Regions from separate parts of the Mus musculus genome. Here regions 2 and 3 are each linked to region 1. Evidence: chromatin loops called from intact Hi-C (ENCODE). Cell type or tissue: heart. All regions are shown on one strand. Region 1 overlaps Cubn (cubilin (intrinsic factor-cobalamin receptor)). Region 2 overlaps Cubn (cubilin (intrinsic factor-cobalamin receptor)). Region 3 overlaps Cubn (cubilin (intrinsic factor-cobalamin receptor)).

The links. A loop is a pair of places that touch in the nucleus more often than their neighbours do. Peaks named below come from ENCODE experiments on the same cell type or tissue, not always from the same donor. Only the 100,000 strongest peaks of a DNase experiment are listed, where the experiment ranks them.
Region 2: it touches region 1 in a loop (2.2-fold over the local background); 2 of 42 quality-filtered maps call a loop at or near these places.
Region 3: it touches region 1 in a loop (1.9-fold over the local background); 3 of 42 quality-filtered maps call a loop at or near these places.

What each region holds. Positions count from the first base shown.
Region 1 is chr2:13,303,002-13,311,001 of GRCm38, reverse strand. Cubn (cubilin (intrinsic factor-cobalamin receptor)) reads left to right here. Exons shown (of 67, transcript NM_001081084.2): 57 at 287-487; 58 at 2,351-2,480; 59 at 4,526-4,743. It overlaps Gm13270 (a long non-coding RNA gene), which reads right to left. Exons shown (of 3, transcript XR_865976.2): 3 at 1,727-2,229. Among named protein-coding and RNA genes, the nearest start is that of Gm13270, 35 kb to the right of the region's middle. In heart, no CTCF peak of the experiment used is centred here; no DNase peak of the experiment used is centred here.
Region 2 is chr2:13,446,444-13,454,443 of GRCm38, reverse strand. Cubn (cubilin (intrinsic factor-cobalamin receptor)) reads left to right here. Exons shown (of 67, transcript NM_001081084.2): 18 at 7,354-7,498. Among named protein-coding and RNA genes, the nearest start is that of Cubn, 41 kb to the left of the region's middle. In heart, no CTCF peak of the experiment used is centred here; a DNase peak (open chromatin) is centred at 3,333.
Region 3 is chr2:13,352,693-13,360,692 of GRCm38, reverse strand. Cubn (cubilin (intrinsic factor-cobalamin receptor)) reads left to right here. Exons shown (of 67, transcript NM_001081084.2): 33 at 323-436; 34 at 2,464-2,574; 35 at 3,981-4,109; 36 at 4,993-5,125. Among named protein-coding and RNA genes, the nearest start is that of Gm13270, 85 kb to the right of the region's middle. In heart, no CTCF peak of the experiment used is centred here; no DNase peak of the experiment used is centred here; H3K27ac peaks cover 454 bases.

The DNA.
Region 1 (8,000 bases):
ATCCCCTGGGAGACAAGCTGCCTCTGGTTGATAATTCCTGGGTAAACAGAATGGTTCTATACAGAAACGGAATTCTGGGTAACAACTGAATTTACTATTATGGAATTCTGTCTGCTTTCTCTTGTCTGCCCATGTTTTGTCTCTTGGAGAAATACTTCATGTGGAGCTGAAGTTACACATAGAAAAGCATTTCCTAATTGTGTTTGTAGTTTCTGGATCAGTTACAGAATCATAGTATTTTGTCTGCATTTCTGCTCTGACGCCAGTTGTTGTGTACTCTATGTAGATCGCTCAGCTGTCTCGGGAACCTGCGATTACGATGGCTTGCATATCATCAAAGGTCACAACCTCTCTTCCACTCCTCTCGTGACCATATGTGGTTCTGAAACCTTGCGTCCCCTCACCATAGATGGCCCAGTGATGCTCAACTTCTATTCTGACGCATATATCACAGACTTTGGGTTCAAGATTTCCTACAGAGTCGCCAGTGAGTAACCGTGCTGCTGTCCTTTGGAATTTTCTTGCATTGTGTAACAAACATATGCAGTTTTTGTTATTATTCATCATATGTCACCAACTTGAAGGTTAAGAAACATTAAGGCTAAATATGATTAACTAGGCACATGGTACAAAAGTAGGTATTTTTCTTTAAAATAAACAGTTGGAGGCTGCAGAGATGACTCTGTGGCTAAAAGCACTCACTGCTCTCTTTCAGGGGACCTGGGTTTGGGTTCCACCACTCACATGGCAGCTTAAATGCCCTTTTCATTCCTCTGTGAGTATTATATGCATATAATACAGAGACCAGAAGACATATACATATGTGCATACATTTTAAAATATATTTTTTAAAAATAAAATAAAAATTGACATTTCCCCCTGAAATTTGGCTAAAATTACCCTATGAACATAAAACAGAGAATTGAGATTGATTTTGTGACAGAACCTTATCCTACATGGTCACTTCAGTGAAACAGGCACATAAAACCATCCCTGAATTTGTTCTGTCTTTGCTTAACCACATGAATGGCTAACGGAAGGAAATAAAGTAGTTTCTCTTCAAATAAAGTACTTCTTCCATCTACAGAGAATACAAACATGTATTTCTCCATGAAAAGAGTCTTATGATTTGTTCTTAGTAGCTGGTGTCTAGTTCCTGACCCTCAGTTACTAAAAAGTATGATTCTCTGATACTTTTTTCTGCATCAACAGAATAAAATGCGTCTTCTCTTATGCTCTTGGATGAAGAGAAAGGATTTGCTTTATTCTTTTAGTTAACTAATTAACTAATTGAATAATTTGTATAATTAAGCCCTTGATGTATATTCTGCTCTTTTAGCCTTTAGTTTCCTTTGGTATGAACATGGTTCAATTCCTTTTTGAGTCTTATTTTAAGATTATCATTACTACTGGCTTCAAATCTTGGCAATGTGTGGAGATGGACGTTGTTTGGGCACTGATAAACATTGAAGAATCATGTAATTAACCTCAAGTAAAATAGAGCAGTTGCTACGCAAGCTGACATTTAATTCATGAGCTGTATTCAGGGATCTGAATGCATAAGGACTTTTGGCACAGAAAAGATTTTGCCCAGTAAATGGACAGAGTTGAGGCAAAACCAAATAAGCAAAAGCCTTAAATAACAGCCACAAAATTTGTCTAATCTTGGAGATATGTTAGTAGAGTGTGTTCATTGGTAACCATAGAAACATAATCAAAATGTACAAACATCATATAATTTTAGTATCATAAAACAAATAAACATGCTCAGAAGCAAAACAGCCTAAGTTGGGAATATCTGATCCTTCCTAGATAAAATCCATGTAAAAACAATACCTTAGTAGTCATATTGGAACATTATTATCATAGTGATTACAATTGTTGATTACGGGGTATAGCAAAGGGCTGTTAATGGCTGGAGTTAGAGCAAAGAGTGGACCAAAACTCCTCATGCTTCTTGAACACAAGCCATCTTCCCTATGAAGGGAGCACAAGTAGGGTTCTGCCTGCTGTCTTTGATCATCCTCTTGCCATGTCATATCTCTGTCAACCTGTGACTTAGAGTGAAGGGACAGACACATCCCAACACACGAAGTCTTCCTTCTTGTTGCTCTTACACTGTTTGTCTTAGATTTATTACCTTCATGTGCCTTAAAATATTCTTCTACATTTCTCTTCCCTGGAGAAGTCGAATTTATTTATAAACACAGTGAAGGAGGTTTAGGTCATCTGAAAAACAATCAATATGAGTTCTGTTAGGAGACGGTAAACGATAGCTTAGATTATCCCCAAATGATTTGCCTATGTTGTGAGTAATAAGCACCCTCTGTACCCTTGTCTTCTGTTCCAGACTGTGGTGGAATCTACAGTGGAACCTATGGAGTCCTTAACAGTCCTTCCTTCTCATACACCAACTACCCCAACAATGTCTACTGTGTCTACAGTCTGCAAGTTAGAAACGACAGATTGATACTACTTCGGTAAGTGATACCAAAAAGGGGGGTGGGGCTACTTAAGAAAACACCTTCAGCTCTGTTCACAGGAAAGCTACCTTGCTGACAGAGACTATGAGTTCTCATGGTGGCTTAGCTGGAATCTAGAGAAAAGCAGAGGGGTCCCACATGGCAGTAAAGCCTACACCCTACACCTGTTCCAGTAGAGATTGGGGTGAAAATAGAAGCTTCACCAGTTAAAACAGTCCTTGTAATTTCTCAACAGTTGTGAAGGGGCATCTTACAATAGCTGTCAAGTTACAAGCCCCTCTTAAAACCAAAGAGGATATAAAGGGTTAGAACAAAGAGTTGCCATTTGTTAGACATGTCCTATACATGAGAAGCTTCGTTCAACACTTTACTTGAATGTTTTATTGTACTGTTAAAACTGTCAGGAGAAATATACATGTGTACTTGTATATGTGTCTCAAAAGGTCTCACATCTTCTCAAAGGTAACACATATTTAAATGAAGAATAAAAATCTGGATTCTCATTTACTGTCTCCCAAAGCCAATGTCCGAAATAACTTTTACCACCTCTTTTCTCCTGAAGATAAACTTAATCCCATAAAGTTTATTTTTATTTGTTAATCAAAGCAACTCTAGATTGTTGCTTTATGTGATATTGCCTTGGTTTCCATTGCTGTAAAGAGACACCATGACCAAGGCAACTCTTTTAAAGGATAGCATTTAATTGGTGCTGGCAAACAGTCCATTATCATCATGGTAAGGATAATGCAGCATGGCAGCATCCAGACCGACATGGTGCTGGAGAAGGAGCTGAGAGCTCTACATCTTGATCAAAAGATAGCCAGGAGAAGACTAACTCATGGGCTGCTAGGAGGAGGGTCTCATTGCCCACCCCCACACTGATACACTCCCTCCAACAAGACCACACATACACCAACAAGACCACATCTCCTAATTGTGCCACTCCCTGTGCCAAACATATTCAAACCATTACAGATATGTCACTTGTAAATTAACTCTCTAATTCTACTTATTCCAAGCAAGACTGATAAAGAAAATGCAGCCCCCATTACCCAGAAATATAAAGTGCTAGTTTTCTTTCTCCTAAGATGGTTTATTTCCATCTCTTCAATCTCACTGATACCTGAAACTACTAGCATGTGATATGAAATCTGATAATAGTTTATGAGAATACAGAATTTTCTACATAGAAGCTTGACAAGCTGGGACAATACCTACTCTGTCCTCTATTTGTGACTTATGGTTTATGAACTCTAAGGCTTACTTATAGTGTTTGTGTGACCATTTTAGAAGAAAGAGACAAGAGACTGGAAGAACCACAACCAAACTATATGAAACCAGAATTTCTTCCACTTTTCTTAACGTTTTTCCTATAAAGAATCAAACAATACTGTCACTCATCATACAAGAAAAAAAAGGAATAATATATTTTAGGAGAGACTGAAAGTATCTAGCATGTTATTGAGGTAATAACATAGACCATCTTGTCAAACTTGATTTTAGGAGCTATAGACAGGTAAGATATGCTGAAAGGGTTCAGGTTTCTTTAAGATACAATTGCCAATGTTAAAATGCTAACCTCCATCCATGCTCTAAATGTGGTAGAACACATCAAAACAGGGCATGGAGGTAGTAGGGTGACTTGATGGAAACAGGAAGGGGTTCAGTAGGAGAGAAGTGGGTGAGAGACAATAATGAGGATGGATGAGGATCAAAAATATGATCAAAGCACATTATGTAGACATGGAATTGTGATATCTAAAAATTGAAATCTGTTGAACATAGGCCCAGATTATCTTGAAGCAGAAAACCGTATCTTATTCATTTTTATATCCCCAGTTTCTACCACAGTTCTTAGTTATAATAGCTACCTAAAACATACTGGCTTCAGTCCATCAGTAATACCTTATTTACAAGATTCCCTTCCAAGAGAAGCTTGAGTACTGTGTTGTCAGGTTTTTGCATTCTTCTTTTATAAGAACCTCAGATATGGTTTAATGGGCACAAATAAGACATAAGTAGTAACCGGGTACCCTTTACAGGTTCAATGATTTTGAGATTGTTCCCTCCAACCTTTGCTCACATGATTACCTGGAGGTTTTCGATGGTCCCAGCATTGGAAATCGATCTATTGGAAAGTTCTGTGGTTCCACACTTCCACAAGTTATTAAGAGCACCAATAACAGCCTGACCCTGCTATTCAAGACAGATTCTTCTCAAACAGCAAGAGGTTGGAAAGTATCTTTCCGGGAGACAATAGGTGAGCATATGAGATGTGAAAGTATTTTTCTGGTGACTTCTTCTTTTGTGCTTTTAAAAATTACTCCTGCCCCCAGATAAACACAGTTGATCTTCCTATAAACATCTAGGAGGCCCAAACAGAAGGCCTCATTGGCTATGGTCCATTTATTCTTCAGTAAAGAGTCTTGGGAATTCTAAGCACTGACTTTATGACTGTTAAAAAAAAAAAAAAAAGGAGTGCTTCAAGAACCCAATACCTAGGAAAAGAACTTAGTACAGAGGTCTTGATAGAAGGCTTTGACTGCCACACATGGAAATCGAGGTATAGAAAATACCAAAGCCCTCAAAGGTCTTTAGTAGGCAAAATGTATCAGATGTAGCATCCAAAGCTTGATGGGACACTACTAGGGGATGTAAGTTGAGAATGAAGTCTTATGTGAAATTTGTTGACCAATGATACCTTAGTCTATATTTTCCAGAAAGAGTGTTGTATTTAGTTTGCCATATTTGTATCTGGCAGGCCTGCCAGACACTTCAGCGGAGATATCTAGGAGATAGCTGAAAAGGCATTTGGTCTGGAAATGGTGGTCTCAGAGTCATGTGAGATGGCCAGGATGACTAAGAGTGGGGATAAACTAAAAACAAGAGCCAAGCTCATGGTCTCTGTACATGAAAAGATAATTATCTACCTAAGATTAGTACAGGAACACCCATCATTTAAAATAAAAGGCAGCTAATCAGGTCTCTGTTTGCACTAATTGCTTCAATCGTATAATTTCTATTTGACTCTGCAAAGTGTTTTGACTTTTCCTTGAATATTGATGTGATTAATGTTCTGAGATCTAATGGATCCTCAAACAAACCCCATACTCTGAGAAGATGCAGAAAGGATGTGAGGAATTTGCCTCAATAAATCATCTGGGCTCTTATTTCCATACTCCACTCTGTCTATTCACCTTCATCCCTGTGACCTGAAAACAAAGAACATTTCAAACATTTTGTTTTCCGTGTTATGCTTTCCTGGATTTATTTGAAAGATTTATTTAATGTATCCATGTGCAGATGACTCTATGCATGTGCCTGTGTGAGTAAATATGCACATGTGTATGCAGATGTCCACAGAGGCCAGAGAAAGAAGAAGGTATTTGGAGATTTGGAGATGCAGTCATTGGGTATCTGTGAGCTGGACCATGTTAGTGCTGGGATCCAAAGTCTGCTTCTTGAGTTCTTATGGCTGAGCAGCAAGAGATCTTGGCTGCTGAGCCATCTCTCCAGCCTCCTTAAAACAGCTCTGGAAGGGAGTTATCAGGCAGACATTTATCTCTTATAAGCTCCTCATAAATTCTGACAATTGTATCATAAAGACCTTTTGCCACCTACCTTTCTTAGTTGTCATGACAATAACTTGAAAGCAGGTCTCATAGGACACAGAATGAGGCCTCACTAGAATGGTATATGTGAAGTGACATGTAAAACACAGAAGGCTATTTTAAAAGGAAAGCCCACTTTCCTTTGAATGCTTCAATTTTGCACAGAGGCTCTCTTGTGTTGGGCTACCACTGTGCTTCATACGAATAGTTTTGCCACTTTCCCATCTGTATAAATGCCATTGTCCACTTGAAGATGCTCAAGACATAATTCAAATGATTGCATGTGCTTTTGGGTGAGAGGTCAGGTATTATAATTTTTAATTGGGTCTCATGAAGATATTTTAGCCCAAACAACTAAGTGTCCTGACCAGTCTAAGTAGCTTTCAGCTTTGTTTTGTTGTTTCATGTGGTATGAAAAGAAGAAGTAATAAATGTAGTTTTAGGGATTCTGGAATCATTCATTACAGACTTGCTAAAACATAATAAAAAACCAAAAGGTCAGACTTGGCTAAAAGCATACACCTTCTTTTCTCATCTCATCCATTTAAGCCACTCCATCTTTTCTATAAGAAGATAACTGCTCTGTGGACCAGGCTGACTACTCATTTCCAAGAGCATCAGTCTGCCTGGAGAGCAACACTTTTCCAAAGTAAATAGATGCAAAGAGGAGACCCCTGTAGCCCTTAATATTTCTGTCTAGTTTTATATTAGCTAAATCTTTAAATATACCTTTTGAAGCTTTGCTGTTTAAATTATATAATTGGCAGTAATTTATAAACATCTGCTTTAATTTTTGAAAAGCCACAACAGTTAGTGTAGCATCTCCTTGAGTGTTGGCTACATTTGTATTTCTCATTGGCAGAGAGAAGTACAGGGAAATATTCAGAGTGGATAATTAGTAAATAGATAATGAAGTGAGTCTCCCTTTTGTGTGGAATTTCTGTTCAGTGTGAGAATAAGGAAGGGCAAAGCCAGCACCCAGGATCTAGGATCCATCCAGAACATAAAATTTTCTCATAATCCCATTAATGTCAACAAAACATGGGTGGCTGATCCTGAAAGAAGAGAAGTTAGAAATTATTGTACTGAGCTTCCAGGATCCATGAAACTGAAATTATATAAGAAGATGAACATTTTTTTTTTCTGGATTGAGTGAATTTGCATCCTTTATTAGCCCACAGATGGCTCTGAGATCTCACCCATTCCTTGGGATGATGTATGTCAGGATCCTGGCCTCCTGCTGATCACAGCAAACATAGTGACAATGGGGGCAACTATCTGTCTTCCTTCACCTGGCTTATGAGTCAGTTAGAGAATGAGTCAGGTGGCTTCAAGGTCAAACTCTGGAGCTGTGGTGAGAGGAAGGCATAAATACAGAAAACACATGTTTAGCACGGACAGAATGAATCACAGGTCAACAAAGGGAGGAATGTGGCCAAAGGGGAAGAACTCTGTACCAGAATTCAGGTACCCAGGATGCAGGTGTGATGCTACTACTGCCTGCGACGGAGCACTAGAAAAACCCTAACCTCTCTACATTCAATTTTTACCTACTAAAGGAGATCAGCTTGAAATATTAGCCCCTCTAGTAATCTGTTCTAGGTAAAGTAGATCAGATCCTGGAACATACCGTGGCTATCCTAAAGTATATTTTATAGCTTAAATCAGAACCCTATAGGAGGAACAACAATATGAACTAACCAGTACCTCCAGAGCTGTGTCTCTAGTTGCATATGTAGCAGAGGATGGCCTAGTTGGCCATCATTGGGAGGAGAAGCCCTTGGTCTTGTGAAGATTATATGCCCTAGTACAGGGGTATGCCAGGGCCAGGAAGCAGGAGTGGGTGGGTTGGGGAGCAGGGTGGGGGGAGGGTATAGAGGACTTTTGGAGAGGAAACCAGAAAAGG
Region 2 (8,000 bases), 140 kb before region 1:
GTATTGATGAAAATTATAGAAGATTGCTATCTTAAACAAAACCACCCATTCACACATATTCATGTATAAACTCACACATGCACACACATATTCATTCACAGACAGACACATATACATGCACACACACACACACACACACACACACACACACACACCCCTCCACTTAAGTTTCTCCTTCTAAAATTACATTTTGCCCATGGTCAGTGTAATATGGCTAAAGAATGATGAGGTCAAAGAGAGATTAATTTTTAGTTCATTTGTTCTTGCCTAAGAAATCTTTTAAATTGTATAGAACAGTATTATAGATGTGACAAAAGTCATCTTTCCATAATAGAAGGCAGTGACTCATTAATATTTTATAAGTGGCTCAAGCCATCAAAACTACTGTGAATGAAGGACACAGAAGGTAATAATAAAAGTTCAAATTTTTATTCCAGAAAATGCGAATCTGGGATTGACTAAGAATATCTAAAGTATATGACATTAAGGCCAAGGCTTGGAAGTAGGCTATAGAGGGAAATGATTTCATACCCCATTTATATTTTCCCTAGAACCTGCATTTCACTCAGGGAACTGTAAAAGAAGCATTACAGGAGAGGGTGACAGACTGGTGTGGTATGCCTTCTAGCCAAACAGAGGTGTTTCTGGGAAAGATCTTCCTTCTTAGAAATGTGATGCATCCTTGCACAACTTCAGAAAACAGCCCTGACTAGGGTGGAAAAAGAATGAAAGAAAGCAGACACACAGACAGACAGAAGAGCTGGGATGGTACTCTCTGATGGAGAACCTGCAGCACCCCAGAAGCTTAGCTTACTAATTATATTCAGTTGGGTGGAGAGGCAGGGTTCTTGCATACAGCTTAACAAGAAGCTGGAATACTACTTACAGACAAACAAGGAAATGGAACTATTGTATATAAATGAACAAGGAGACGGGTTTAGCTGGCTTCAGTAGGAGCAATCACCATAGGAGAGGAGTCTTCAGGCCATAGATGTCCACAGGGAGAAAGGGATGGTGAACGTTTCCCCCCCACACTGTCAACATCTGCACACAGGGCATAGGAAGGCTTTGAGCCTCATCCCAGGGGAAAGCTTTGATATTTTCTCGTGGGTCTGAGGCTAAGGTCCTTGGCATGGCCACTTCCATATCAACACCACACAATCACTCAGAACTTTACTCACCCGGGCCTCCTCCACTCCCCACAGACATGGAAATAATCTTATATTTATGATAAAAAATTAAAAATGTATTATACATGTGAGAAATATACTATGAAAGAAATGTATAGAGCTCTTGACTTGAATCCTATTATGACTGGTTGGAAATGGCTCCCCTGGGGACAGTACTTAGTGGGTATATGGTTGAGCAGTTGGCAACAGAAATATTAAAACAAACAAACAAACAAACAAACAAACAAACAAAAAACCAAGGGTGCCAGGTACAGTGGCCAACACAGTCCCAGAGGCTGAATAAGGTAGACATAGGATAAACCAAAGCCAAAACAAAAGAAATAAAATCCAAACAAACATAAAACCAGACTAATGTGACTAGAATCACAAAGACAGAAAGAAACCAGTAAGGGAAGTGCTAAGCTCTTGTCTCCATATATAACGATAAAGAGATGAAGAGGTTGGGGTGTCTTCTGAGAGCCTGAGGTTATTATCAGTCTCTTAGCATTGTGCCCACCCCAGTGAGTGGCCACGACAGCACATCCACGATGAGAATGGGAAGGAGAAGAGAGAGGATTGCATGCTGAGCTTGTAATCAGGAGAGAAGATACTTCTGGAAAAAAAAATAGATCACATTTTCTTGATCTTAAAAAGTTCATTTAAAAATCAAGTAATATCATTATTACTCAGACACTGCCTGTTATCTCTCATCATCTATCCCCTGCATGCTATTCTCTCATTTGGGGTGATGCTACAGTCCTTTCCTCTCTTGCCCCGATTAGCCTAACACAGTGTCTAAGATCAGGTCTCTCTGCTATTGTGTTATCCGTCAGCCTGCAATTCAATTCACAGGGAGTATGACTTCACAGTTCATACATTGAACGTTACCATACGGCCAGGCTCTCTTTTCCACCCTGGTATCGTCCAAACCTCCTTGTCTCAGAATATTTGATTTGCTTTGAGTTAAGATTTCATACTTAAATGGATTTTAGAGTCTGGAGTGTAAAAACAAATCTGGGTAGTTAGCACACAGAAAGACACATGCGAGCATTAAGCCAAGGCTTTGAGACCTGATCTATTCCACATGTCAAAGCCTCTTGCTCACTCAGCTCTGCAGTTCACATTTAAAATTTCGTGTGAACTGTGTTTTGCAGCCCAGTTAATCTTAGCTATCTGTACAGGAAATAGTTCCTTTACAAGAACTCAGGGTTTAATGAGTACTTTTTCTTTAGGAGCTAGTTCAACCTCTAAATGCCATTTGCAATACTTCATAAGCCTGAGTTATTCGTTATATCCTGGGGCTCTGGGTTTGTAATACTCAGCATTTACAAAATGAATAAATAAATCCTAGAGAGACAGTCAGCAGTGCTCACTTGCTAAGGAACTAACCTTGCAAGCACGAGGGCCTGAGTTTAATTCCTAACCCATGTGCAGGAACATGTTTGTAATCCCAGTGCCTGGGATATTTAGGACAGGAGGCTCCCTAAGGTCATCCAGACTATCGCAGTTTGTGAGCTCCAGGCCAATTAGAAACTTCGTCTCAAAGGAGGCAGATGGCATTTTTTCAGGATGACACACTAAGGGCCCCTTGGCTTCTACATGTGTGTGCCCCCTCACACACGTGTGTACCCTAACATAAATGTGCACCTGTACAAACACAAGCACCCACACTTATACAGTGAAACAAACTAAATCCTGGAGAAACCCGAGCCTCGTTCACACAACACTGGTGTTTTGCACCAGGACCTGTAGTTCCTTTGCAAATGTGACCACCAAATTGGTGAATTTACTGTACTCCCTCTGCAAGGGACCATTGTGTGATATCCATGACTTCTTAAAAGAAGGGAAACTTGGTTACTACAAACCCGGTTTCAATATTAGTTATCTTTCTCTAGGTTGTTTTATGGTAAGCAATTAATAATGTTCCCCAGGCAAATCAAAAGTGATAACAAGCAAAATCCACCTCATGGTTCATTTGTGTGTTTATTTCCTACCCCTGTCAACATGTTGTTTTGGAATCTGTTCTGCTTGAGGCTCTGTTGATATGGCTTTGGCTTTGTAGGACCCAGACTCCTGATTTCTCAAGAGGAAAAGCAAAGAATGTTTGAGTCACCCACTGACAGTCAAGGCCTCTATGTACACAGGTTCATCACGGCTACTCACATTCCTCAAGGCTGAGCAATTGCTGTGGCAAAGCCCATAGTCAATGGGAAGGATAAGTGTTCATGTTCCATCGGGAGGCATGGCAAGTCACATGACAGAGAATAGATATTCAATCCTCTCACATAAAAGCAGTCAGTAATTACGAAGTATGAGATAGTCTATTCTAGCTTCCAAGCACAAAGAAAAGAGATTTCTTTTGGGTGAGAGTACAAATTTACAAGTGCTTAGTCATTAAGTACAAGTGAATTTGGGATCAGTTCAAGCAGTTGATAAATTTTATTCCAGTATCTCTCTTTAAAATGTGATGGTTAAAGTACTGCTGTGCCTGAGGTCCAGAGAGAATACAGGCTTTCAGAATTAATAAGGTTTCCTTCCACAAAGAGAAATACAGCCAAAATCAATTGTACCTTCCAGGACTAGTGCCCTTGAGGCCTGAAAGCCTCTCTCATAACATCTGGATGGCAGCTGCATTCCCTTGCTAACGTCCTTGAGCTTCATTAATCAGGACCCAGGGGACCGGCCACTTCACCTAGCTCCAATGCTGCCTGGCTGTTTTTCTTCCTTCTTGTCATCTTCTAATGGACTAATAGAAATGAGAGACAATGATTGTAGAAGAAGCAAATAGAACCCAGGGGATGAGAGCAGGGTACCATATTACTCGAGTTTCCTGTGTTCTAGTCTTCGGGAGCAGCAGTATGTATGCTGCCTCTGTTAAAGACTGAATTGAAGATTGTGCACTCTCACGTTAATTGATCAACAGGAATGTATCAAATGCTATAAATGCCTGTTTACAGGCTTTGTTTTGCTTGTCTTTTGGTTTGGTTTGGTTTGGTCTGGTCTGGTTTGGTTTGGTTTGGTTTGGTTTGGTTTGGTTTGGTTTGGTTTGGTTTGGTTTGGTTTTGTGAGATACTAAAGGGACACTTTCTTGTCCCTCTGAAACTTGCTTTTCAGTCAAGTAGCATAACTTGACTTAAGAATAAGAAATTCGTGTTGCAGATGTCAAGAGCTTAGACTAAGGAACTGGTATGAGCCTGACTCAGTGGAGTGGCATGCGATTCTCTCACATGGCTGACCTTTTAAAATAGCTTCCGTTCTTACCTTTGCAGAACATCCTTGCGTATGGATCCACATGCAAGTCTGTCTGCATCTTAGACGCTCTTATAGGTTTAATGCCCATAATATATTACTGACAAGCATCCTTCTTGAACTTTGTACTTCTACTAGTTTTGGATGAGAGGAACAATGTCACAATATCCCACCAATCTTTCCCTTACTAGCTACTGCCTTTAACCTAAATAATTCTTAATGACCTTGGACTAAAGACATGTCTCCTGAGTATTCCATAATTCTTTGCATGTATCCGTCTTAGAGCACTCCATAATTTCCTGCAAGTGTTCAGAGCACTTTTCTACTATCAGATTGCTGTGTGTCATTATTTTACTATTTTGAAATGAAGTTCATCTATATAGATTTCCATGCACTGTATTAAAACATTGTTATGAGTAAACTTAAGTCAACAAAATAAATAACATTTATTCCAATATGTGAGAGACCTGGGCAAGCCCCAGCTTGAGATAAAACACAGTCAGCTGTTCTTCCCCCAAAACTGCCAGGATTTCTCCACAATAAATGTACACTGATGAAAACAGTATTTTTTTTTTCACTTGTGTTCCACTGATTGTCCTGGAAAACCATGAATATTTAAAATTCCCAAAAGTACCTTGTTTAATACCTAAACATGGACAACATTTTGTGCTTCAGAGCAATGAGTGAAAATCACACAGGGTGTCAGGGAACCCTTGGGAATGACCATCACATGTCAGACTCTCTAATGAGGTGATTCTTGTTTGTTTGAAGACAGGGTTTTCCTGTGTAGACCTGGCTATGGTGGAACTCGGTTTATATAGACCATCACAAATGTGGAGATGCTCCTGTTTCTGCCTCCCAAGGGCTGGGATTAAAGTCATGTGCCACCAATGCCCCGCTCTATACTAGTCATGCTCCACCAACATCAGAATAATAGATAAAACCAAACAAAAACAAAAATAAAGTTTCCCAGATTCCTAATTGTGGTACTCACTGAGCCGCAGTGTTAAGTGACAGGACTGAGACCTGCTCACGAGTTTCTGTGAGCACTGACGGTCCCACGGGGCTCCTAGCAGCACAGGGCTGCTTAGTTAGCAATACCTTGATAATGCTAATTGAGAGTAGATTAATATTGGGGCTACTCTGCCCTCTAGAATAATTTTATGAAGCTAGAGTCTCATGTATACTCTTTAAACAATTCTCAGCTGTGGAGAGTCTCTAGTGTTTCACCTTTTCAAATGTCAGAAATATCAAGAGCTCTTCTCAAGTCAATATTTTATTACCAGAAATCTTGGGAAATTTCACTGCCGTCTCACATATTCCTTCCCATCTCATTAGCTAGGCTTAGATGGAATAACTTGTTAAGATTATGAAGGCAGCGAGCTTGTGACAGATGGGGACATAAGGGGCCCACTCACACAGGTCGTGGCCACTGAACTGAAAGGTGTGGAGTGTTGCCTTAAACCAATTGATTGTATTGGAATAGTTTGTTTCTCTTCTCTCTTCCATACTCTTGCTTTAATATTCATTACATGTATTTATTTATTTGTTTCATTGTGACGGTGGTAGGAGTTGTACTATGGCAGACAGGTGGGAACCAGAGAACAACTTACAGAAATCAGTTTTCTCCATCTACCATATCAGTCCTGGGGGTCCATCTCCAGCCATCAGCTTTGGCCTTTACCCACCGAACCTGTCCATTAGGTTTTAATCAATCAGGAATGCCAACAGGTGTTTTATCACTTGAGCTATTATGTTGTTTGGTATATTAGGCTAGCAATAGTGTGCACATTTAGTTTTCTAGAACTTTGTTTAGGATTCTGTATATATATAAGTAAGGGAAATTGATTCATGGTTTTAATTTTACTTATGTTGGGATTTGATAGTAGAGAATTGTGCCGTGCTTGAGGCCTTATACATGGGGAATTATCTAGTTCTTAAAAGGGCAGAAGACTTAGCAAATGCACACTATTCTCTCTGAGTGCTTCCCTCTCAGGGGAAGCAGGCGGAGAAGCTACCCAGCAATCCTCTGTTTTATCCATGGAGCAGTCATTCCCGTTTTCCTCTTCTTCACATCCTTTTACTGATTTATATAATTTTATTAAAATAGTTTATCTTGAGCATTCAAATACATAGACAAACAATTGTATACAGGATTGCATTTAATTAATTGCATGTTTCTTAGACTGTGTGTTTGTGACTTGTTTATAAATTTTTTTATTTTGTATACTTAGCAGGCATATATTTTAATTTTCTTATTAGATTTGTCTAAAATTTGCCTTTGGTATCCCCATTCCCAACTCTCCTTTAAAAATCTGTTCTTCAGTACATTTATGATTCTACTTTCTATTTTAATAATGAGGTTTAAATCTTAGCTTTTAATTTTTAATGGTTTTATTCTGTTTTTAGCAGATTCTCTCTCGCCCTTCTCTCTTTCCTCTCTCTCTCTCTCTCTCTCTCTCTCTCTCTCTCTCTCTCTCCCTTTCTCTCTCTCCTCCTCCTCCTCTTCCTCTTCTCCCTTGTTCGATGACCTTCCTATCATTTTAAAATGTTTTTGGTAATGAACTGAGTTTATTCCTTGGATTGCAAATTCACTTAAACTTTCATTTCTTGATATGCTGTATTTTTGGTTTTTGTTGATTGGGCAAATTGTCTGCAGTTACAGATTTATGGCCTCGTTGATGTTATGGAAATTAAGACATTTTAAGAATCACATAGTTACAGGCTGTATTGACTTAAGATTGTCATCAACATTTGATACCAGTTGTTTGTATTAAAACGGACCCACTGACTACTTCTAAATATAATATACACACTACTAAATTAAACTTGTATTTGTTTTGCTTGTGCTATTGACCAGTCTCCAAACACTACTACATCTACCAAAGTGACTTTCTAATTAGCAATACAAATCTTTCTTTAATTTTCTGCTTAGGTTGGAGACCATGAGAGCCTGCTTCGAAAGATCTGTGGCAATGAAACCTTGTTCCCCATTAGATCAATTTCTAATAATGTCTGGATCAGACTGAGAATAGACGCTTTAGTCCAGAAGGCTAGTTTCAGAGCTGACTATCAAGTTGGTAAGGAAACTTCTGCTTGTGTATGTGTGTGTGTGTTTCTGTGTGTATGTGTCTGTGTGTGTATGCATGTGTGTACACCATGTGATGATAGAGGCCAGGGTGTTGGTGTTTTATCTCTTCTTCATTTCCTTTCCACCTTATTGAGACAGAGTCCCTCACTGAACATTGAACTCTACGATCCAGCTGGATTTGCTGGCCAGTGAGCTCTAGGGAGCCATCTAGCTCTGTGCTTTCAGCCCCCACGCCCAGGGCTGGCATTGCAGACACACACTGTTGTACCCAGCTTCGTGGGTGCTTGAGAACAGAATGCAAGCATATACAACGAGCACTTTATTGACTGAATCATGTTCTCATCCCTATCTATTTTTAAAATTATCTTATTATTTTACACGAATGGACTCTTTGCATACATGAATGTCTGGGCACAGCATATGTATGCCATGCTCTCAGAGACCAAAAGAACTGTCAGGTTCCTTGAGACTGGATATACAGCTGGTTGTGA
Region 3 (8,000 bases), 50 kb before region 1:
AAACTCATCTATGAATAAATTATTCCCTCTTATAATTTATCAGCAAACAGAGTAAGTGAACCAAGGCCAGAGTATGAGTTGAATGATTCAGATAATTCACAACTGTTTGTGGTGTTCTATGCCGTGTGTCCCCACTTCTTATAATTGAAAGACATTATAAATGTAAAGTGTTTTCTCATTATCTGGTGGCTTCTTTGCGGCTTCCTTGGTATGTGCTATGGAAATAAGAAGAATGTATTTGCATTTTCACACACCTAATGTCTTTATTTGGTATAGTTGATAGGAACCAAAAGTGTATGACATGTGTGTCTGTGCTTCCCAGAGTGCGGAGCCCACATCATTACTGACTCTTCAGATAGCATCTCCTCTCCACTGTACCCAGCCAACTATCCAAACAACCAGAACTGTACCTGGATAATTGAAGCTCAACCTCCATGTAAGTAACAAAAATCAAAAGGAGGGGAGTCTGGGGAAAGTGGCTCTTCTGAGAGGTAAGGCTGTGAACTGCATTTAACCTCCTCAGTGGCAGCAACTGACAATTGGCTTCTTCCTGGGATGCATGGAAACAGACACTTTCTGGCCTAGTACGAAAGCACTTTTAAAAGGATTCGCATTCATCTAAAAGAATTGTTAAGTCTGGATGTGGCGATTCTAGCACCCTGCAGGCTAAGGCAGAAGGATTTTGAGTTGGAGACCAGCCTGGGCTCAACAGTCAATTCAAGGCTCGCCTGAGTAACATATGGAGATCTTGTCTCTGATGAACAAACAAACCAAGGGCTGGGGAGAGCTCAGTGGACTGAGTACCTACCTATCACTATTGAAGCCCTGGGTTCTATCCCCACAACTAAATGAATCGCATTTAGTTAATGGTATTGCATGCTTGTCGCTCCAACTTCTGGTAGGAGAACCAGAAGTACAAGGTCATCGTCCATTCATACCTAGTTGGAGGCTACTCTGGGATCAGTGAGATGCTTTGTGCAACAACAAACCAACAGACCAACAAAAAGACAAACGACTGAGGATGCAGTTACTAGAACACTTACCTGCCTGAAATGCACAAATACATACAAACAAAGTGTACAAATACAAGTAAAGTAGATGGTGAATGAATATGTGAATAAGGATAGAGATTGGAGAAATACCTAACTGTTGGAGGACGCAGGGTTGCAAGTTATTGATCACTAAAAGGGAAACTAATTGTAAAACCTGATCTCTCCTGCAATGGATATATTTATGAAATCAGTGCATGCCTAGAGGCCCTCAATAAATGCTTATTTTCTCTTTCTTCTTTTGGGGATCTTAGAATTCTGCTATGTGACATGGCAATAGTCCCTCCACATTTTCCAGGCAGAGAAAATGAGATGGCCTTTACAGGCCTGGCAGAATGGCTCCAAGCAGACTATTCCAGGCCTCATTATGAGTCCTGTTTCATCTGAACCCTCCCCTCCTTTCAGGTCTCTAGGAAGAAGTTGTGATTTAAGACACAACGTGTGAAAGCCATTAAGTTCTCTTCTCTGTTCTTTAATTAATGACTTTGTAAAAACAGGACAGTCACTTAGGCTAATCAGGTCCCTGCACAAAATAATTCTCAAAAAAGCTGGCCTTAAATATTATCTAACACTTTCACAAACTGATAGTATTTTATGGCCATTCATGGAATGTGGGAGCTGACAGATAATGTAATCCTTAGCCTTTGTACATGGAGAGGGTGGAGCCCCAACAAAGCCAAGATAAAGAAGCCCCCTGCATTGAGCTCAGCAGTTTTGTGCCTCCTGATTATTTTCTAATGATCTGCAAAAACATCTAGATGAAAGATCTCACCGCTACAAGGACAGCAACAGGAAAAGATCCCTTTCTGAGGATTAGAAACGCTGTAAAGACTACAAGAGGAAACTGCCATCTGGGCGCTGACTGTTCTTCCATGATTCAAAGCTTTCTTGATGGATGATTCAGAAGCTCTCGGGCACTGCTTCCGACCCCTAAATAAATTTGAGTGTGCTGGGAGCCATGTCCAGGGGGGAAAATATGCCTTAGTACAAGTACATGTAAGGACTCAGAGCCTAAGAAAGTGCTTCTCAGAGGAACACAACAATGGCTAACAAACAACACAAATAGAGCAAAACATAACAAAACAAAACAAAGCAAGCCGAAAACTATGTTTTCCAATAAGATGTCTCCAGAAGTCCCTGGGATGACCCTACCCAAGAGTCCTGATTTACCATGCCTGGCATTTTGGATTCTGCAGGCATTTTTCAAAAGCATTGATTCTGTTACTCTTCAAAGGAAGCCCTTTAGCGCGAAGCTGAGCCCTTAGCTCTGTTTACTCACCCCACCCCTGTGCAAAGCTGCCAGAAAGCAAGGGATTTGGCATCATCTCAGAGTACCAGGGGCAAAATCTCTCTGTTCTGCTTGCCAGTGTTTTATTAAATAACCAACACTCTTCTCTCTCTTTTTTTTCTACAGTCAATCATATTGCTCTCTCCTTTACTCACTTTCATCTGCAAAGCAGCACAGATTGCACACGGGACTTTGTAGAAATTTTGGATGGCAGAGACTCTGATGCACCTGTCCAAGGTACCGGAGATTTTGTCATTTCATCTGTAGTCTTGTCACGTAGTGTGTGTGTGTGTGTGTGTGTGTGTGTGTGTGTGTGTGTGCGTGTGCATCCCAAGTGTGCAGCCATGCACACAGACATTCACAGTGTTGACATTCAAGGTTACAGTGTTTTCAATAAGCATGAAGAGCCTCAAACCACATAAGAATAACCAGAGGGTAGGAAAGCAGGACAATGTGGGGCTCATGAAATTCAACTTACTTATCTTCTACATGCAATTTGTGTATTTTAACTTGTTTCTGAAAGGCAAGTTGCAGATACTAAATGACAGTCTGAGGCAGGGGCAGTAGTGTGACAAAGACTGTTTTGGCATTAGACAAAAGTCTTTCTGAAGCTTCTGGAGAGTACTTTAAAATATGTCTTATACTCCACTGGACATGTTTCTTCTGTCCCCAGTGGGAGGAAAGCATTTGAAAATTAGTTAATTGACTTCATTAAAAGTCCACCAGTTGGTGTGCTAGACATCATGATAAAGTGTGTGATATAGCTCTTGAGATGGTTCAGACAAAATAACTTCACATGCTTTAAGCTTTCTCCATGAGACTTTACCATGGAAAAGTCTCCCTGGCAGAGGGAAGCGCCATCAGAGGAGGTTTCAATGCTATTCCTGTGCCGAGAATGGAGCCTGAGAGAATGGTGGACAAAGAACAAGCCCCAGGCAAACCCCTCATTGTAATGTTTAAGATATTAATCCATTCACATTGGAACAGGATGTGTTATAGAATGCACACTCCTACCCAGTTATCTCCTGTGGAGTACTGTTCTAAGTATTTTATAAGTGGTAACTCAGTCTTTACATCCTTATGAGATGGGTTTAATTATTTCTAATATGTCCTCCTCTTCACATGGGGCAACTAAGTCACAGAGCACCCACAGTACTTGTCTCAGGTTATGTTGCTAGTAAATGACAAGCAAGGCATTGAACCCATGTAACCTGGCCCATCATCTGGAGCCTGGTCACATCAACTTTCCTCTGTCCTCCTATTGCTTTCTATTGGGTTTATGAATCATCCTGGCTATGCTTATTTTTGAGGTTTATCCTTAGTGGTCAGGCATTGTCTCAAACACAAGGCTAATGTAAGTGGTTCTGCTTGTGATTTCTTGGTTTTGTTTTGTTTTGTTTTGTTTTGTTTTTTGAGACAGGGTTTCTCTATATAGCTCTGACTGTCCTGGAACTCATTTTGTAGACCAGGCTGGCCTCGAACTCAGAAATTCGCCTGCCTCTGCCTCCCGAGTGCTGGGATTAAAGGCGTGCACGGCCACCACGCCCTGCTATGCTTGTGATTTCTTGTATGTACCTGGAAAAACTGTGTGTCGTCCCTGCCATGCTGTCACTCACCTCCATGTGGTTCTCTTCACCCTTTAGGCCGTTACTGTGGTACCTCTCTGCCCCATCCCATCATATCATTTGGCAATGCCCTGACAGTGAGGTTTGTCTCTGATTCTGTGTACGGTTTTGACGGTTTCCATGCCATCTACTCTGCATCAACATCAGGTGAGTGGGAGGGATTAGCATTAACAGATGACCTCAGGGTTAGCAGACATGTGGTAGAAGTCTTTGGCTTGTTATTTGGGGCTCTTTTCATTTAACGTTGGGAGCTAATTCTTGAAATTTCCCCTGTACCTTCTTTATAATTCAATGTCTACATTCTGACAACCATGAGGTATAGAAGTGAGAAAAATCATCTGTAAACCTGGCCATCTCTTAGCTAAACCTTATTTGTCTGGGAGACCTGTTCTCTACTGTCACAGCAATGTAAACATGAAGTGCTAAGGCACTCCATGACTGCCAGTTTGATAGAAGCTCTTATGGATGTACAGCCTCATGGTTGTTCTTGTCTTGGGAGCTTGATGGTGGGGTCAGGTAGGTCTGGCTGTGCATGTCCACTGTGCAGTGAGGCATCTAAGCAGGAAAGGAAAGGAGTGCCATCCAGCCCTGCGGCTCTTGGCCAGGTGGGGCAATTACAGCCAATGTGTAGAAAGATGAAGAACAGTGTGTTTCACTACCCTCCGCAGAGGGAAAAGCTGTAGAGTTTCTTTTTACATGGCAACCAGAGAAAATTACCTTCTCTTCCAGGCTAGGGTTGAAGAGCATACTGGACAAGATTAAAAACAAGTCTTCCTAAAGTTCTAGTTCACATGGAGAAAGCCTTTTAGAAAGGGGTCCCCTCCAGCTCACCATACTGTGGAGTTCTTGGGTTTCTGTTTTCAGACTCCTCCCTCTGTTACTGTGCGTGACACAGTTGCTTCTTCATATGGAATGGACGCGCTTTGTCCTTCATTTTAGATACTGGCTCTAATGCCCTTCCACTTGTGTCTTGTGGTGTCTTCCATTTTGTCTTTGCTCTGAAACCCCCTTTGTTTCTTTTGACTTTCAGCTTGTGGTGGAACCTTCTACACGGGCGATGGCATCTTCAATAGCCCTGGCTACCCAGAAGACTACCATTCTAATACAGAATGTGTCTGGAACATTGCCAGCTCCCCTGGAAATCACCTGCAGCTGTCTTTTCTGTAAGTCCTTGTCAGGCATGCCCTGTCTCAGTGTGGGTAAATCTGCAGGGAGGAAGCACTGTTACTGACAGAATGGTTGACCAGCAGCCTGTGTCTGAGCTATCAGCAGAGAGAACTTGTGGGAGCCTTAGGAAGGCTTTCCTCAATTTCTTTGGTTTCATTTGTAGCTTCAGTTGTATAAAGCATTAAGAATCTTTCAACAATATTCTTTCTTTCAACTGAGAGGAGAGGAGAGAGAGAGAGAGAAGGAGGAGGAGGAGGAGGAGGAGGAGGAGGAGGAGGAGGAGGAGGAGGAGGAGGAGGAAACACCTGACTTCATTTGGCCTTCTTTATCCACACACTATATTCCTATTCTAACCCACCCTTCCTTTCTTATCAGAGAAGTGATCTTGGATAGGATTTTTTTATTTAGTTTCTTAAATTAGCCATAATTAGTGATTTGTAAAAACTACTTTCAATTTTCTCATTGAATCTTGACACTTTTGGAACATGGACTATGGATTGGAGTGAATGGGAGATCTTGTATGTTCCAAGTAGACCTAGGTTAGACCAAACAGCCATAATAGTATTTCCCAGAAGTAGATGTAATGGGGAGATGTTATATGACATCTGATTGTTTCATTCCTCAGTAGAGAGGTTCCAATGAGCAACCACACCTTTAATCCCAACACTCAGAGGCAGAGGCAGACAGATCTCTTTGAATCTGAGGCTGACCTGGTCTATACAGTACACTTCAGGACAGCCAGGACTCCATAGAAAGACCCTGTCTCAAAACGAATAAATAAATAAAAAGAGACAGACAGATAGATGGCTAGATAGTGAGCAAAGATATTTACTGAAGACATGTTAGCATTTAAGTTACCATGTTGAGTTCAAAATCATGTGCCATACTATATTACATTATTGGGGTCAGGTTGAAATCATTAATACTTTGTTGCTTTTTTCTTTTTCACATGTCCTCAGTGTGTAGCCCACAATGACCTAAAACTTAGGATCCTTGCCTTTCCATGCAGAGATAGAAGGCAATGATCCTCCTGCCTTTCCTTGCTGTTCAGAGACAACAGGCATGCATGCCAATGCCTGGCTATTAAGTGCCTCTATGTTGAGAAAACATTCTTTGCTGGTTTTTCCTTGAAGACATGCCTAATTGTGCTATAAGAACTAATTAAGAATGAGACAAGCTCAAACATTTCAAGTTGCTTTCTTGAATCCATCAGTCAGCCCATGCCTCCTCAGGGTGCAAGTGACATAAGTAAAAGCCGTCTTCCTGTACCTGAACGACAATGCCAGTTTAAACTGCCATGTGGGAATGTTTGGGAGTTGTTTTCACTGAAATCATGACATTTCTTATGTAATAAGAAATTGTACAACTGTGCATCTAGTAATCGCTCCATGATGTGTATTTCTATTCAACACATATTTAGCAGCACCCTGAGCACATAAAGAATGCATGCTTCTTTCCTGGGGGTGCCTTATAGACAGTGATGAGAAAAGGGTTCTCCTGTCTTAGTGTTGAAGGTCAAGGTCCACTATGTAACTTGTTGTAGCTCCCAACTTGCCAAGAATTTCAATCTCTTTTCTTGGTCTTTTTCCTCCTACCTCGAACACATTTATGTTGTACACCTCTCTGATGTTCAGTGGTTCCAGGAACTAGGATAGGTCCTGGGAATATTTAGTACATCTATGCTCTCTGTTCTTTGTAGCAGTGAGTTTGGGCTACACCACTTTGGCTCCTGGCAGGCTGAGCACACCCACCCAGGAACTCTTGGATTCTCTAATGGAAGACACACACACACACACACACACACACACCATACCAGTTAATTTTAAAATGCCTTGGCTGGGTACTCAAAGGCTGGGTACTCCTGCCACCCCAGGTCCAAATGGGGAAATGGCCAGTGGCCACTCAACTGAATTCTCACATGGCTAGTTGGCTTTCTCTCCTGTGTCCCATCCTTCTTCCCCAACTCATGGCAATCTCCCTTTTCTCTCTACCCTGCCCCCGTGCCCAAGCCCAAGCAACTCTAAGGGTCCTGCCCCATCTTCCTTTGCCCAGCCTTTGGCCGCTGGCATCTTTATTGATAGATCAAAAAAAAAAAATTGGAGACAAAGACCTTTAGCATTTGGACACACAGATTCCCAATTGAATCAAAACATTCGAACCAATCTCCAACAGTTCTTGACAAATTTGTTGATAAATCAACTTTAAGAAGTCATTGAATTGAAAGCTCAAAAGACACATTTTATCCTTAGAGAGACAACAATAAACTTGAAGGGCCTCTGTTAGGATTAAACATACTAAATTTTAAAATACATAGCCCAAGGCCATGATAAAGAATGTTCAGTGAAGGATGCTTCATTCTTTGTTATGACTGAAGACTCCTCTCTGGTGTTTTAGGAACCACATTTTATGGCCCACAGTAGGCTAGAGCACAGGTACTTATCTTGGTTTTCAACTTGAAACACCAGAACAACAGCAGAAAGTTATCGTGTGAATTTATCTATAGGGCGCTGTCTTGATTAGTAACTGCTGTGGGCAGCCCAGCCCAGTGTGGTTCTGAACTGTAGAAGAATCGCAGGTGAATGCCAGCCTGGGCATAAGGCTGTAAGCAGTGCTCCTTGGTCTTTGCTTTAGTTCCTTCCTCCAGATTCCTGCCTAGAGCCCCTGCCAGATCTGTCCATATGAGGGACTGTAACCTATTAACCAAATAAACTCTTTCCTTGTCAAGTTACTCTTGATAATGGTGTCTATCACAGCAACAGAAAGTAAACAAGGACAGAAAGGGGCATCCATTTCACAAGCTGACAGACATTAAGTCCTAATTACTAAATAGGAAAATCTTGGTGACTCAGTTGTTCCCTTGTTCACCTATAT